2 separate regions of the Homo sapiens genome follow, and region 1 is linked to region 2. Evidence: chromatin loops called from intact Hi-C (ENCODE). Cell type or tissue: CD4-positive, alpha-beta T cell. All regions are shown on one strand.

What was found. Hi-C counts contacts between places; a loop is a spot of excess contacts. Peaks named below come from ENCODE experiments on the same cell type or tissue, not always from the same donor. Only the 100,000 strongest peaks of a DNase experiment are listed, where the experiment ranks them.
Region 1: a loop joins it to region 2, with 2.2 times the contacts of the local background. A loop is called at or near these places in 3 of 110 quality-filtered maps.

The regions. Positions count from the first base shown.
Region 1 is chr1:193,771,136-193,779,135 of GRCh38, forward strand. All of the region lies in intron 3 of LOC124904475 (a long non-coding RNA gene), which reads left to right. Among named protein-coding and RNA genes, the nearest start is that of LINC01031, 470 kb to the left of the region's middle. In CD4-positive, alpha-beta T cell, no CTCF peak of the experiment used is centred here; no DNase peak of the experiment used is centred here.
Region 2 is chr1:193,413,891-193,421,890 of GRCh38, forward strand. No RefSeq gene overlaps it. Among named protein-coding and RNA genes, the nearest start is that of LINC01031, 110 kb to the left of the region's middle. In CD4-positive, alpha-beta T cell, no CTCF peak of the experiment used is centred here; DNase peaks (open chromatin) are centred at 3,721 and 4,721; H3K4me3 peaks cover 1,022 bases; H3K27ac peaks cover 1,169 bases.

The DNA.
Region 1 (8,000 bases), 360 kb after region 2:
ATGAGAAGTCTGTGGTGTTTTAAGCCACTAAATTTGTGGTAATCTCTTCCAGCAGCAATAAAAAAGTGACATACATCCACACTAATTCTGTTTTGACATCTACTTCTCAGCAGACCCAAACTAACGCAACTGTAAGTGTTTAATCTTTGAGTTTCAGATGAAAAAATACAAGTATTGATTTAAGGGATATTCATAAAATTATTTCATTGGTTTGTCACTTTTGAAAGTCTTTTAATTTTTAAATAAATAAAAGTTCGTGAATGGAATAAAGTTCCAAAGAGAAGATAATCTGTAACTACAAATGACAGCCTGAATCATTTAGAAATATTACATATAATATCTGTTGTTGAGGAAAGATGTTTCAGACACATATACGTAGATAAAATATTAAGAAATCATCCTAAATAATGGATGATGCCAGTTACAGGGAGAAAACAATAATCTAAATCTTTGTCATGAAATATAGTGTAGAGTTTTATCTATGATTATTAGACTGAAAAGCATAAGTCCTAGGAAGGTTATATTTGTCCATAAATGTAGAGAGACAGAGAGAATAGGAGAGAGTGCCTGCTAACCGTTCAGCCTGTATGCCTGCAATGTGTACAGTACAGCATTGAGCCTATTCTACAATGCTATCATTGTTCAAATTCATGACTTTACTCCATTTGAGAATGTATGCAATATTGAAAATGTTATATTCTTCACAATACTCTTTGTCATTGTTAGCCAAATCCAAGATTAATTGGTCTGTTGGTTTTTCAGATTTCCTCAGAGGTTTAAGAATCAAACTTGCTGTTAATCCAAACAAAAGGCTATAAAATATGTTATCTTCATAGCTTTCGTCTCTTTGAACTTGGCATAGTTTACCCTGTTGTCTGCTCAGGTTAGAATGCTGGTATTCCATTGCATTCTGTGGAGTGTACCTGTTACTCTGGTAGTCTGAATTGAATTAACTAATCATTAATGGCTCATATTGTCTGAGAAATTACAATTTAAATTGATGGGGACTAATAAGATTAATCTTTTCTTTAAACGAAAGAAACAAACTCCAGGAAAACTAGAATTACAGTCAGAGCATTTGCAAAGCATTTTAGCTCAATTTCTCATAAAACATAATGCTAATGAAGTAAAGTTCACTTTTCCAAATAGCATTTTGATATCCCTGTACTTTTCTACTACCTGACTACAATTTAAATCTGATGTGGCACCTGCATATTCTATCTCACAAAGGGAATTAGGAGAAAGGAACAATGGACAGATTGATTCAGCTCCATCCCACTATTAATTAACTCATTAATTATTTATTTGGTGTTCCCATTTCTAAACACAACTTCTTTGAGCATTTATGTTTCAGAATATTTATGCTAGGCACAGACAAAGCTGTACTTCCTTCCCTCAGCTGCTTCACAACTGAATGAGGGGTGCAGAGTTAAGTCAATACATTATGATAAAAGTATGGGGAGGTAGAAGCCTAGAGAAGAGTGTTAAAATCTGACCATCCAGGTGGACTTGAAAAAGCTTCTTGAAGAAAGTTGTGCCTCGGCAGAGAGATGGATGAATAATGAGAAAGCCAAGTGAAGGAAGCAGGAAGAGAAGGGTTCATCTACACATAAGGAACAGAATATGCAAGATGAGAAAAATCATGCTGCATTTTAGAAAGTACTTTGACATTGCTGTTGCTATAAGTGATATAACAATGGCAAGAGGTGAAAACAAAGTGACACAGAAATTTAGTCTTCTCAGGACTGTTAGATGTTCCTTTTGTTCCCTTCTAGCACACACACAAAAAAATCCTTCATTATATATTATTTATTAACTCTAAATTTCTTGATAATCTTCCAATTTTACTTGCTATTTCCTACCCTATTATTTTGTTTTGGAAGACAATTTAGTTCATATTCATTTCCTTCTTTGTGGATTCTCTCTTGGTACAGCTCTTGAAACTATTTTTTTCTTTGCTTGAGTTTTCCATTGTGACTTTTGATTTGTCTCACTCTCCAGTGTGCAATACTGGCACTGCCCACTTCTCTGTTCTCCCAGGTCTGAGAACCCAGCCTGGATGCTTGTGGTAAAATGAGGCTAGAAAACAGAGGGGAGTCTGAGAGGCTGGTGAACCATGCTTAATTTACTCAAGACCATGATACGAGATTTTAATTTTAATATGATTACCTTGGTAATACTACCTGGCACAGTCAGGAATGGTGGAGCTGGAATGGAGGCAAGCAGAGCAATGAAGAAGCCAAAGCAGAAATTAAGTGAAGAAATAATCATGGTAAGAGTGAGGAAAGTGAAGAGAGGATGGATTTAATAGTGGAACTAATAAGATTTCTCACAAATTTAGTTTGTTTAATTTTCTAGCTTGGGAGTCTGAGTGGATACTGATAAGATTACCTAAGCTAGAAAACATAAATAGAAAAAAAGCAGATTTCAGAAGAAAGATGGTGCCTTCCTTTTGTCAGTAATTTGAATTTGAATTTCTGGGGATATCTAGAATGGAATTGAATATATGGCTCTGGAACTCATGAAATCAGACTTAAAATATGGATTTGGGTATGATCAGTGAGGAGGTGGTGGTGAAGATGTTGTCATAAACAATACTGATAGAGTTAATAACTAACATATAACAATTACTGTATGCCAGGCACTGTTCTGTTTTATACATGTTAACTAATGAAATTATCACAATTCAGTGAGGCAGGGTCTATTTTAACATCCTGATTTTATAGGTGGGGAAACTTAGACACAGAGATGTTAGTTAACTTGCTCAAATTGTATTTAGATGTGGAGGAGCTGGCATTCAAACTCAGCCTGTCTAGATGTAGGCTCTGCTCCCTTGACCATTACACTACACTGTCAGTAGAAACAGAATATAAGCTAAGTCCTTGGATATCAGATATATGAAGATCTGGAGAAACACCAATATTATGAGTTGATGAGGAAAGAAAAAACCATAAAGGAAACTGAGAACAAACAGGAAGTAAGCAGAGGTAACCAGCAGAATTTTTTTTATGGAAATGAATGGAAGAAAGTGCTGCAAGAAGGAAGTGATTAACAGTATGAAATATTGGAGGAAAACAAGTAAGTTGCAGCTGAAAAGCCTTGTCAAAGTTTGCATTTAATACTATGGTCTTTGCCTTGGGAAGTGCACAGTCTTTTTTTTTTTTTCTTCCGGTGATGAAAAAAAAGGTCATGTAAACAAATAGAAAACAGTGAATCTTAAAAAAAATTACTTTTATTATTGTAGATGAGATGTTCATTAGAGCTGTTCCCAAATGCTTTTTTTTCTCTTTCTGGACACTAGATAGAATTTCACTTCTCTGCTGTCTTTGAGGTAGATGGACCCATATGACTTTCTATGGACATTGAATACTAAGTAGGAATGATTTTGGTCAGTTCTACATTTAACTGCCTGTGCAAATTTCAGTGTTCCCTTTCTCTCTCTTGGCAAGCTTGGAACCAGGAAAGAGCTTCTGTTAGTCTGGGCATTAAGTTAGTGCCCCACCCCATTTCATCCTGTACTACACGTGTAAGGTGAGGTGTTGTATATCAGATCACTATAATCCAGATCATCATGCTCATCAGTGGATCGATGATGTCATCACTTCCATGGTTTTTTGTTTTATTTGTTTTAATTCTGATACTAATAATAAGCCTGTGTTGGAGAATACATTACATCAGAGAATGAGCATATATGATTCATATGGTCTTGGATATTAATGTTAACTATAGATATATTTGACTAATAAAAATATTCAAGAAATTAATTTAAAACAATAATAGACATATTTCTGAGTTAAGTTTTTTTTATTCTAAAGTTTATAAATTGAGATATATAGAATATCAGTGTATTAGTCTGTTTTCACAGTGCTGATAAAGACATACCCAAGACTGGGAAGAAAAATAGGTTTAATGGACTTATGGTTCCACATGGCTGTGGAGGCCTCACAGTCATGGTGGAAGGCAAGGAGGAGCAAGTCACATCTTACATGGATGGCAGCAGACAAAGAGAGAGCTTGTGCAGGGAAACTTTCATATTTCAAAACCATCAGATCTCATGAGACTCATTCCTGTCACAAAAACAGTGCAGGAAAGCCCCACCCTGGATAATTCAATCACCTCCCACTAGGTTCCTCCCATTATACATGGGAATTGTGGGAGTTACAATTTAAGATGAGATTTGGGTGGGGACACAGCCAAACCATATCATTCCACCCCTGGCCCCTCCCAAATATCATGTCCTCACATTGTAAAACCAGTCATGCATTTCCAACAGTTCCTCAAAGTCTTAACTCATTTTAGCATTAACTCAAAAGTCCACAGTCCAATGTGTCGAGACAAGGCAAGTCTCTTCTTCCTATAAGCCTGTAAAATCAAAAGCAAGTTAGTTACTTCCTAGATACAATGGGGGTACAGGCACTGGGTAAATACAGTCTTTCCAAATGGGAGAAATTGGCCAAAACAAAGGGATTACAGGCCCCATGCAAGTCTGAAACTCAGCAGGGCAGTCAAATCTTAAAGCTTCAAGATGATCTCCTTTGACTCTATGTCTCATATTTAGGTGACGCTGACGCAAGAGGTAGGTTCTCATGGTCTTGGGTAGCTCCACCCCTGTGGCTTTTCAGGGTACAGCCTCCCTCCTGGCTGCTTCATGGGCTGGCATTGAGTGTTTGCAGCTTTTCCAGGTGCACAGTGCAAGCTGTTGGTGGATCTACCCTTCTGGGGTCTGCAGGACAGTGACCCTCTTCTCACAGCTCCATTAAGTGGCTCCCAGTGACTCCACATTTCCCTTCTGCACTGTCCTAGCAGAGGTGCTTTATGAGAGCCCCACCCCTGCAGCAAACTTCTGCCTGGACATCCAGGCATTTCCATACATCCTCTGAAATGTAGGTGGAGGTTCCCAAACTTCAATTCTTGACTTCTGTGCACCTGCAGGCTCAATACCACGTGGAAGTTTCCAAGGTTTGGGGCTTGCACCCTCTGAAGCCACGGCCCAAGCTGTACCTTGGCCCCTTTTAGTCATGGCTGGAGTGGCTGGGACACAGGGCACCAAGTCCCCAGATTGCACACAGCAGAGGGACCCTAGGCCTGGCCCATGAAACAATTTTTTCCACTTAGGCCTCTGAGCCTCTGGAAGGGACTGCCATGAAGACCTCTGACATGCCCTGGAGACATTTTCCCCCTTGTCTTTGGGATTAACATTTGGCTCCTCATTACTTATGGAAATCTATGCAGCCAGTTTGAATTTCTCCTCAGAAAATGAGATTTTATTTTCTATCACATTGTCAAGCTGCAAATTTTCCAAACTTTTATGCTCTGTTTCCCTTTTAAAACTGAATGCCTTTAACAGCACCCAAGTTACCTTTTGATTGCTTTGCTGCTTAGAAATTTCTCCTGACAGAAACCCTAAATAATCTTTCTTAAGTTCAAAGATTCATAAATCTCTAGGGCAATTGCAAAATACTGTGATCTCTTTGTTAAAACATAACAAGAGTCACCTTTGATCCAGTTCCCAACAAGTTCCTCATCTTCATCTGAGACCACCTCAGCCTGGATTTCATTGTCCATAACATTATCAGGATTTTGGTCAAAGCCATTCTACAAGTCTCTAGGGAGTTCCAAATTTTCCCAAATTTTCCTGTCTTCTTCTGAGCCCTCCAAACTGTTCCAACCTCTGCCTGTTACCCAGTTCCAAAGTCGCTTCCACATTTTCAGGTATCTTTACATCAATGCCCCATTCTACTGGTACCAATTTATTGTATTAGTCCACTTTCACAGTGCTGATAAAGACATACCCAAGACCGGAAAGAAAAATAGGTTTAATGGACTTACAGTTCCACATGGCTGGGGAGGTCTCACAGTCATGGTGGAAGGCTAGGAGGAGCAAGTCATATCTTATCTGAATGGCAGTGCAAAGAGATCGCTTGTGCAGGCAAACTCCCATTTTTTAAAACCATCAGATCTTGTGAGTCTCATTCCTATCACAAGAACAGCACAGGAAAGACCCACCCACATAATTCAATCACCTCCCACTGGGTTCCTCCCATGACACATGGGAATTGTGGGAGTTACAATTCAAGATGAGATTTGGGAGGGGACACAGCCAAACCATATCAATCAGGTATATGGAATATGACATACAGTCATGTACTACATAATGATGTTTCAGTCTATGATGCACAACATATATGGTGGTGTTCCCATGAGAGTATAATGGGGAGCTGAAAAATTCTTATGTAATGACATTGTAACCATTGTAATGTTGTAGTGCAACATATAATTCATTTTTTATGGTGTTACTGGTGTAAACAAACCTGTGATGTGAGTTGTGTAAGAAGTAAAGAAAAATGTATAAAAAATCTTATAAGGATAGAAAGCATTTTTATACAACTATATAATGTGTTTGAATTTTAAGCTAGTGTTATTACAAAATAGTTGAAAAACTTTTAAAAAATTTAAAACTTTATGAAGTAAAAACATTACAGTAGCCTAAAGTTAATTTATTATTGAAGAAAAAATATTTTTTATAAATTTGGTGTATCCTAACTCTAAAGTGTTTATAAAGTCTACAGTGGTGCACAATAATGTCCTAGGCCCTCACAGTCACTCACCATTCACTCACTGACTCATCCTGGGCAACTTCTAGTCCTGGAAGCTCTGTTCGTGGTAAGTGTCCTATACAGGTGGACCTTTTTTTTTTTTTTTTTTTTTACCTTTAATACTATATGTTTACTGTAACTTTTCTATGTTTAAATGTGTTAGCTACACAAATACTTACCATTGTGTTACAATTGCCTTCAGTATTCAGCGTAGTAATACGCTGTACCGGTGTGTAGCCTAGAAGCAATAGGCTATTCTATATATCCTAGGTGTGTGTAGTAGAATATACTATCTTGGTTTGTGTAAGTATATTCTATGATGTTTGCACAATGAAATTTTCAAATAACACATTTCTCAGAATGTATCTCCATTGTTAATTGACACATGACTATATAAAATATAATAATGGTAGTCAAACTTTTTTATGAAGCTCAATTGACAACTTTAAAAATTCTATTGGGAACTTAAAATAAATGTGATAAAATAACCACTCTCTTGTGATGTGAATGTCTTGATTGATAAGTAAAAATGTTTCACTGTAATTCCTACAGTCATATAAAATTCTAAGTAATGTATAAAAATATCTTTGTTTTCTGCCTGAGACTTATATAGAGATTTTAATTTACAAAATACCATTGATATATTATTTTACTTAGCCAACCAACATATGTGGCATTTTATTAGTTATTTTAATGAGGAAACTGAGGATAGACATTTACGTGTTTCGTTTAGAGAGACAAAATAAATTGTGTCATTTAAATGAATACCATATAAAGTATTATTCTCTATAAAAATTATATGCTACTATGTGGATACATTAATCACTCTAGCATTACCATTCAGTGGATCTTGCCATCATGGGGAAAGGGCCACAAAATATCCTGTCATGTGTGTAATAAAATAGTTGGTATTTATAATTGATAAACCTAGGCAGATGGGGTTTTAAAATGTGTGTGTGTGTGTGTGTGTGTGATTACACAGGTAATAACATGAAGTTCAAAACCATTAAAATATGGAGTCGTGTTTTTAAAATAATTTTTTACTCTGTATCACTCTTCTCCCAACGTTGCTTCCAAGAGTTTACTTTTAAATGAGCATCCGATATGAAGTCCGAGGAGCATGAATGTTTAACTTTATCAATTCCTTTTTTGAGTCTTTTTTTTCCTGGGATCTTGATTTTTCTGGATTCACACTTCTTTGAGAAATCTATTGACGTTTTCCACCTGTGAAAGTGTGAAAAAGAGAGAGAGTTAGTTGGCAGTTGTGAATGTCTGGTGAGAGGAGTAGTCTAAGTGGTTGTTTGGCAGATCTTAAAAGGGAAATATGGAGAAAACATAACTGCAACAAATTAAATTTCTATAAATGGAACCTCTTTATTAACTAAAGGTAAAGTTAGAGTTAAA
Region 2 (8,000 bases):
TAACTGAAACTTAGAGAGGTTAAGTAATTTGTGCAGTCACACAGCATGCAAGCAACAGAACCAGTAGAATCTGTACTCTTTTTTACAGGTGATGAGAGTTAGGGTAACAGAGAAGAACCACAGAGGAAAGTGAATCCTCATAATTGTTATGTTGGAAAAGTTTTATTTTTCAGTAAACTTGTTTTATTGTTGTGTAACAGGCATGCAAAAAAGGTGCACAGTCGTAAGTTTATAGCTCAAGGAATTTTTACAAAATGAACACACCTGCATTGCTATCACCAGATTAAGAAGCCTTCCTGTGCCCCTTCATAGGTGCTTTCACTCAACAAAGGTTAACTATTATTTTGTTTTCTATCATCAGGGATTCATTTTGTCTGTTTTTAAACTTTATTTAAATGGAATCATTATTCTTTGATGTTTGGCTCTTTTTATCAATGTTAGATTTGAGATTCATCTGTATTTTTGGGTAAGTAGTAGTTTGTTAATTTTCATTGTTAAATATTGTCCCATTGTATGTATACACCACAATTAACTTTTTGGGTATGTGGGTTGTTGCCAGTTTTTGGCTTTTACAGTGTTGCTGTGAATATTCTTATATGTGGCTTTCCATGAACACGTGTATGCATTTTTATTGGGATTATAATTAGGAGAAAATTTGTAGGGTCTTGGGAAATATGAGTTTTCAACCTAGTCAGAGGTAAAATGGACTGGCTTGCACCAGCTCACAAGAGCTAATTTTGCACGTCTTCCAAAATTCACGTTCAGTGACATCACATTGGTAGCTTGAGATTGGCCATCAGAGGCATGTTTACACTATAGAAATTGGCAAATGATACAAATTACTCCCCCATCCCCCACCAGAGACTCAGCTGTTAAACATTTACTGTCACAGCACATCACTGGCTTTTGTAGTTTTCCTGTAGTTTTCCAAATGTACTGTACCAATTTTTATACTACCGTCAACAGTATGTGAGAGTTCATGTCACTCTACGTTCTCACCAACATTTGGTATCTTGGTTTTAACTTTGGCCATCCTGGTACATGCGTAATGGAATCTTATTATGAATTTAATTGGTATTTAGAAAAAGTTATGATTTATTTAAATTAGCCTGCTACCTGTGTTGTAAACCAGATTGTAACTTTTGAGGGCAGATATTTCTCAAAGAAGACAAGAGCAGTTGAATAAATACAATTTCTCAATTGAAACTCATGTTGTGGGGAAAATACTTGTATTCTATAGAAGGTTAGCAATGTTCTTAAAGCTTAGTGTTCTTTCATTTAGAGACATTTGAAACATTATTGAAAATTTCTTACTACTTTCTTCTCTTAGAAACTTCTGGATTAATTTTGATATCAAATGAAATTTAACGATGTCCATAAATAGAAAATGACATTGTGTGATGTCAACATAAAAGATGAACTTCCTGTTGACTTCTACTTATGTGGTCCAATGGGATGACAGATGGCAAGAGCAACGGCCAACTACTAGCTTTAACACCACATTAACTTCTTCATGGGTTATTATTTTTTTTGAGGGGAGGGGGACTTTTCAGCCTGTATTACTGCTGCAAGCAGCCTTATAACTGGTGATTTGTGGTGATTGCTCCAGCTGCTCTAGCTTTATCTAAGTTATACGTTCTTCCACACCAGGAAACTGACTGATGGCAGCAGAGCTTAAAATAACTCAGGGCATTTGGATTTGAAAAGTTAAAAGCTCTTTTATACTAATACAGCATTTGCTACTATATTTGAAAGTGATCTATCTACTCAGTTGGACAAGGCACAGTAATGTGCTTTATGTTATGTCTCCTATTATTTCTTTCTTAATTGAGTAGTGGAAAATAAATGAAGGGATATATGAATATAGAAACACATTTCTAGTGCAGAGACACATTCTGTGAAGCACTGGGGATATTATTCAAGAAATAATTTGAATGCCACACATAAAAAGTGGAAGTAGCATGGGTGAAAAAGCATATAATGAGACCCTAATAATATCATTAAATGATACTAGGAAGAATGTACAGAAAACTTATGCAATGATTTTGGATCTTGCCACTTTTTTGGCCACCTAAAGGTGGCCAAAACATTTATCTTTCATCTTAAAATATTTTGCTTGTCACATTATGTTCCATAAGTAAAATTATAGGACTATGCTGTTAAAAGGCCTCTGTATTGAATTGGCAGTACAATCTTTGTAAACACTTGTGGATTTAGGAAAATAACTTTTACGTGGAATTCACGGATATTTTCAAGCAGATAAGATGTGTTGATGATTTAAATCTAGAAAGAGTTTCAATAGGTAAAGATTAGATGAGTTAAAGGAGTGGCTCAGGGATTATGGGGTTAGGAGGAGATGAGGATGGTAGAGGACAGTGTTTCCAAACCTTCCACCGGTAAATCCACACCTTGACCTGTGTTCACGCAATCTCTTTTTCTATCTTGTGCTTTCCCTTATATCTAATCTTTCCCTTGTGCTCTGGACCCCATTCCTGCTTTCCATTATCCTTTGCCTCTCCCCTGGACCACTGCAATCCTATCAGAACAAACACACACATGCTGTGATCTTTGTCTTTGGCAAAAACAAAACCCAAACTTCCTGGGTCCCTATATTCCTATCAGCCATCTCTCCATCCTCAGCTCCCACTTCACAGCTTTAAGAGAGACAAAGATGTGAATCTCTCTTCCGTTACTGCCTTTCTCTCCTACTAACACCAGTGAGATTCCAGACATTATTATTTCACTGAATCTGCTGTAATTCACATTACCCATTACATCGAAGTTGCCAAGTCCACCGATTTCTGTCCTCATTTTTCTCCACTGTCTCTTAACAGCGCAGCTTAGAAGGCTCTCATGGCCTGAGCCCCACACTTTCTCTCATCCTTTGCCCCTCTCCTCTTTGCACACCATGTTTCAGTCACACTTGTCTTTTCTTAGGTCTTTGAAAACATCTCTACCAATCCCCTGCTGTTTTCTTGGCAGGAGAGAGCTTCTCTCTACTATTTGCATGGATAGTTTCTCATTGTTAGGTCGCAGATTTAATATCCTTTTAGAGATGTTTCCCCTAACTACTTTATTTAAACTCACCCCTCAGTTCTTCTGTATCTTAGCCCCCCCTTTTTTTTCTATTTGCCATTTACAATTTACTTCATATTGTTGTATATTTATGGTTATGTGTTTACATCTTTCCCCCATTTCCTTTACTAGAGTATAAACCCCATAAGCTATATTATGCCCTGTTCATTCTGGTAGCTTTGTTATCTAGAACTGTGCTAGATATTATCTATGAACGAATAAAAATAGGACCAAATTGATTATAGTCTATGTTAATATTACCATGGTTTCATTCCAATAAATAGGTCTTGTTTTGAATTCAAACAGTTAAATGAAAGATTCTCAAGCATTTTCTAAAGAGTTTCATTTTCCTTATATATGATACTGCTATAAATAAATTGCCTTTTCATTGAGTTTTTCATCCAAAAATTTTAGGTAGCATTTAAAAAGCTTTGGATCTCATAATAACACCTCACTTAACTGAATCTGCATGCTTGTATTCAGTCTAAATTAAGAAAAGGTATGAAGCCTGATGCACTGTGAAAGATGCTGAAATCCCCCACACTTTCAAGTTACTCCTCCCCTGTCTGTGATGCTGAAGTTCTGCCTTGCTCTAAATCTTCTTCTTCTTCCTCTTTCTTTCTTTCTTTTTTTTTTTTGAGACAAGTTCTTGCTCTGTTGCCAGTCTGGAGTGCAGTGGCATGATCATGACTCACTGCAGGCTCGACCTCCAGGGCTCAAGTGATTCTCTCACCTCAGCCTCTCAAGTAGCTGGGACTACAGGGATGCTCCACCATGCCTGGCTGATTTTTGTATTTTTTGTAAAGATGGGGTTTTGCCATGTTGCCCAGGCTGGTCTTGAACTCCTGAACTCAAGCAATCCACCCGCCCTGGCCTCCTAAAACGTTGGGATTATAGGCATGAGCCACGACACCTGGCCCTAAATCTTTTTAACGTCCACTTTCTGATGTAGTTGCAGCCAGAAATACACATTAATTGAATGCTTGTGACAGGGATCACTTCAGATAATATTTTGTTTATGTAATTAGCTTCCCTTAATTAAGGGTCAAACCTGAGGGACTTCTTCAACCATTGCTATCCAAACTTTGCATTAAATGCTTTTAGTTTTACTCACGGTAATTCTATTCCAGGACAGATAAATCCCACCAGGACATTCTGACCTGGTTCTGTCCCCTGTACACACAAACAGATAAACTCAACTTCAGCTCCAAGGTCCTCGTTTTTGACTTGTTCATCTTTTCCAAGGCTGAATTGCAGAGACATTGCTTCTATCTCGTTTTCATTTTATTTTCCCTTCTTAACTTCCAACTTTTTCTTTTTCTGATGCTGACATGGAAGCATTAGCTTGAAAAAGCTGTTGATAACTCCCTATATGTCTGGGAAGAGAAGCAGGATCTGACTGGGACATGTAGCTTTTACATTTCTCCTCTCCTTTAGCACAGAAATTCTTGCAAAACTTTCTTGTCATTTAGAAATTTTAGTAGGTATAGGGGCTTAAAGGAAAGGAAATAGAGAAAAGCTGTTCTTCATTAACAGGAGAAGACCTCGGGCTGCTGAATAAAGGAGAGCAGGTTGGGAGACAGGCAAGTGAGAGACAGGAGTTTGAGAGCAGTGAATTAGCAGAAGACTTGGAACTGAAAGAAAGGGAAAGTGAAAGTGCTGGAAATAAAGTTATGTGTGGGGTAAGTGATGAACACATCATATACTCATACTTTTCTTTACCTTGGTTTCACTCCTATCAGACAAATGCCTAGGACTGTGTGAATCTTGTCCAAATTCATCAGAGAATTTTTTTATTCTATGGGGAGGAAAAATGTATGGTTTCATGAAATACTTCTTGCCTTCCTGTCTTTTCCCCTTTCAATTCATTCTGCACCACGTATGGTTAGCGAACTGATTTCCTAAAACAGTCTTTCATTATGTCACTTTAAAATGGAAGAATCTGTAATGGTTCCTTATTGCCTATTGTATAAAGTATAAACATCTCATTTTATATTTTAACCACATTCAGCATTATTTCCTACTGTTTTTCCACGCATACCTTTTGCTATCTCCCCTAACTCTACACTTTTTCTTGGCTTTGCATTTTTAAATTCATTTCTATGAAACACATATATCTTTGATACCAACAGTTAGATTAGCGCTACCTGACTACAGATGATACAAACAAATACGACTAAAGTAGCAATCTTTATGTAGTTATTTTGCCTGGAAAGCCTTTTTTTCTTATTATCATAATAACATAAATTTGTGTAGTGTTCACATTTTCCAGTCCTTTATCGTGCATGGTCCATATCAGTACTTCTCAAAGTTGGATATGAGCAAGAATCATTAGTAAAGCCTGAGAGAGATTCCTGTGCCCCACTCCCAGAGATTCTGAGTCAACACATGTGGGTTGAGACCCTAGATTTTCCATTTCTAACAAATTCCCAGGTGCTTTCCCACACTTTCTATTTTCCTATGATGCTGATGGTTCAGGGACCATACTTTGAGTAGCTCTAGTCTATCCAATAACCCTAAGGAGTAGGCTGTATCATCTTCAAGATAGAAATGGGGAGAATGACACTCGGAGGAGCACAATTGACTAATCAATGGTCCTGTGACTTGTGAATTATAGCACTAGAACTCATGTTCTCTGAGCTGTGATCAAGTGTCATTAGTATCTCATCCTACTGCCTGTGTACAGTCTAAGGCATCATACATATTTATGACAGCTTTGAATGCTTAGCTCAATTCTTACTTCAGTCTGGCAAAAAAAAAGTGAGGATTTTTGCTTGTAATGATTTATGATACTTAGTATATACATTAGTAGTTCTCGAAGTTCAGTCCGTGTATTCTATGGGTCTCTTAGATCCTTTCTGAGTGTTTTAGAGTTTAAAGCTATTTTCATAATAATGCTAACAACATTGTTTACCTTTTTCACTGAGCTGACATTTGCAGTCAGGGTGAAAAAACAAGGGTGGGTAAAACTACTGGCACCTTAGCGTGAATCAAGGCAGTGGCACCAAACTAAACTAGAAGTCATTGTATTTCTTCACCATACATTTACAGTTAAAAAAAATGCCAGGGACGCTGAAAAGTATCTTTAGGAAGCAGTAAAGATTATTAGTTTTATTAGATCTCAACCTTTGTGTGTATGTCATTTTAACTTTCTGTATAACAAAATGGGAGGTAGGAAGAAAGTCCTTTGGTTTCATAGTGTGACGTGTGATGGCTGTTTTGAAGAAAAGCGCTTATGTATGTCTGAATTGCAAGCTAAACTAGCTGCTTTTTTCATGGCATGTCATTTTCACTTGAAGGGACAACTGACAGGTAAACTAGGGTTATCCTAATTTATTTGGCAGACATTTTCATAAAAATAAATGAAGCGAGCAGGTCATTTTAAAAAAGGAACTGATATTTTTTTGTTGTTGTCAATAAAAATATTTGAGCTTCCACACAAAAATTAGAAATTTGGAAAACTAGTATTTATCACCATAAGGTAGTCAGTTTCCCAGTACCTAAAGACTTTTCCAGTGAGACAGGTGGTGGTATTAACGAATGTGATTTTTTGACAATGTGATGAAATGGATCAACATTTGGAAGGCCTAAATAGTTCAGTGAACAGATACCTTTCATGTGATCAATGCATGGTTAACAAAAAGGTCTGTTTAAAGTGCCAAATGGACTAATGATTTTTAATGTAATAGAATACAAAAAGTTCATGGATGTGGTTTTCAATGTCACATTATGGTGTATTATCAAAGAAGAATAAACACAATTACCTGAAAAGGCTATTAAAATACCCTTTCCTTTTCTAACAACATATCTGTGTGAGGCCATGTTTCTTTTTTTCATAGATTTTAACCAATCAACATATTACAACAAACTGAATATAGAAGCAGATATAACGAATAAACTGTTTATGATTAAGCTGGAAGGTAAAGAGTATTGTAAAAGTGCTTGTCAATGCCGCTCTTCTCACTCAAGTATTTTGCTTTGGAAAATGTGGTTATTTTTTGAAAACAGATATTACTTATGACATCATACAATGGGTTTACATTGTTATTTTAAAGTGAATCAATAAACAAAATATTTTTAAAAGTCTCCATTTTATTTTCTAACATGGCAAATGCCAATAAATAAAACCTATAGAAATTTAGGGGTATAAAGGAACTCTTAGACTGAAAAATTTGAGAATTGTTGGCTGACTTTATGAATTTTGGTAATTGATTACATTCAGTATGTTAGTAGCATGGAAATAGAAATGGCCTAAAGTTAAAAATAACAACAACAACAACCACTTTGATTTTGGCTTTGTGAAAATTAAAAGCAATTCTCAGTTACAATGCTGTAACCAAGTGTCTGGAATAAAGAATCCTACTATGTAAGATACTTCTAAGCATTTTTAAGTTTGTGTTTTTAATATAATAATGCATATACATGAGTTTAAAAATAAAATTACATTTTAAGAGTCCTAGCCTAATCTTCACTACCTCTATTTTGTTTCTTCATGGGCAATTCTATTTAATTCTATTAGCTTTTTCTAATACTTACCCCCTTAATCTAGCACCCCTTCTGTGCTCTTCCAGAATCAGACAACCTCACTTGTCTCTAAAGAGTGTGGCTACTTGTTCTGTCACCTCCCCCGTGACCAGCCCTGCATAGGCTCTAACTAACCTCACTGAGCCATGACCGAACAACCTCTCACTTCCAGCCTGCCTCCTATGCCTCTTGCCTCATATCCAGGGCGTCCCTATTGACACTGAAGCAACACCTTGCTCACTTGATGACTGTGTTTGTTTATTTTTATTTTATTTTATTCATTTACTTTTTCAGATGGAATCTCACTCTGTCACACAGGCTGGAATGCTATAGCATGATCTGAGCTCACTGCAACCTCAGCCTCTCGGGTTCAAGTGATTCTCCTGCCTCAGCCTCCTGAG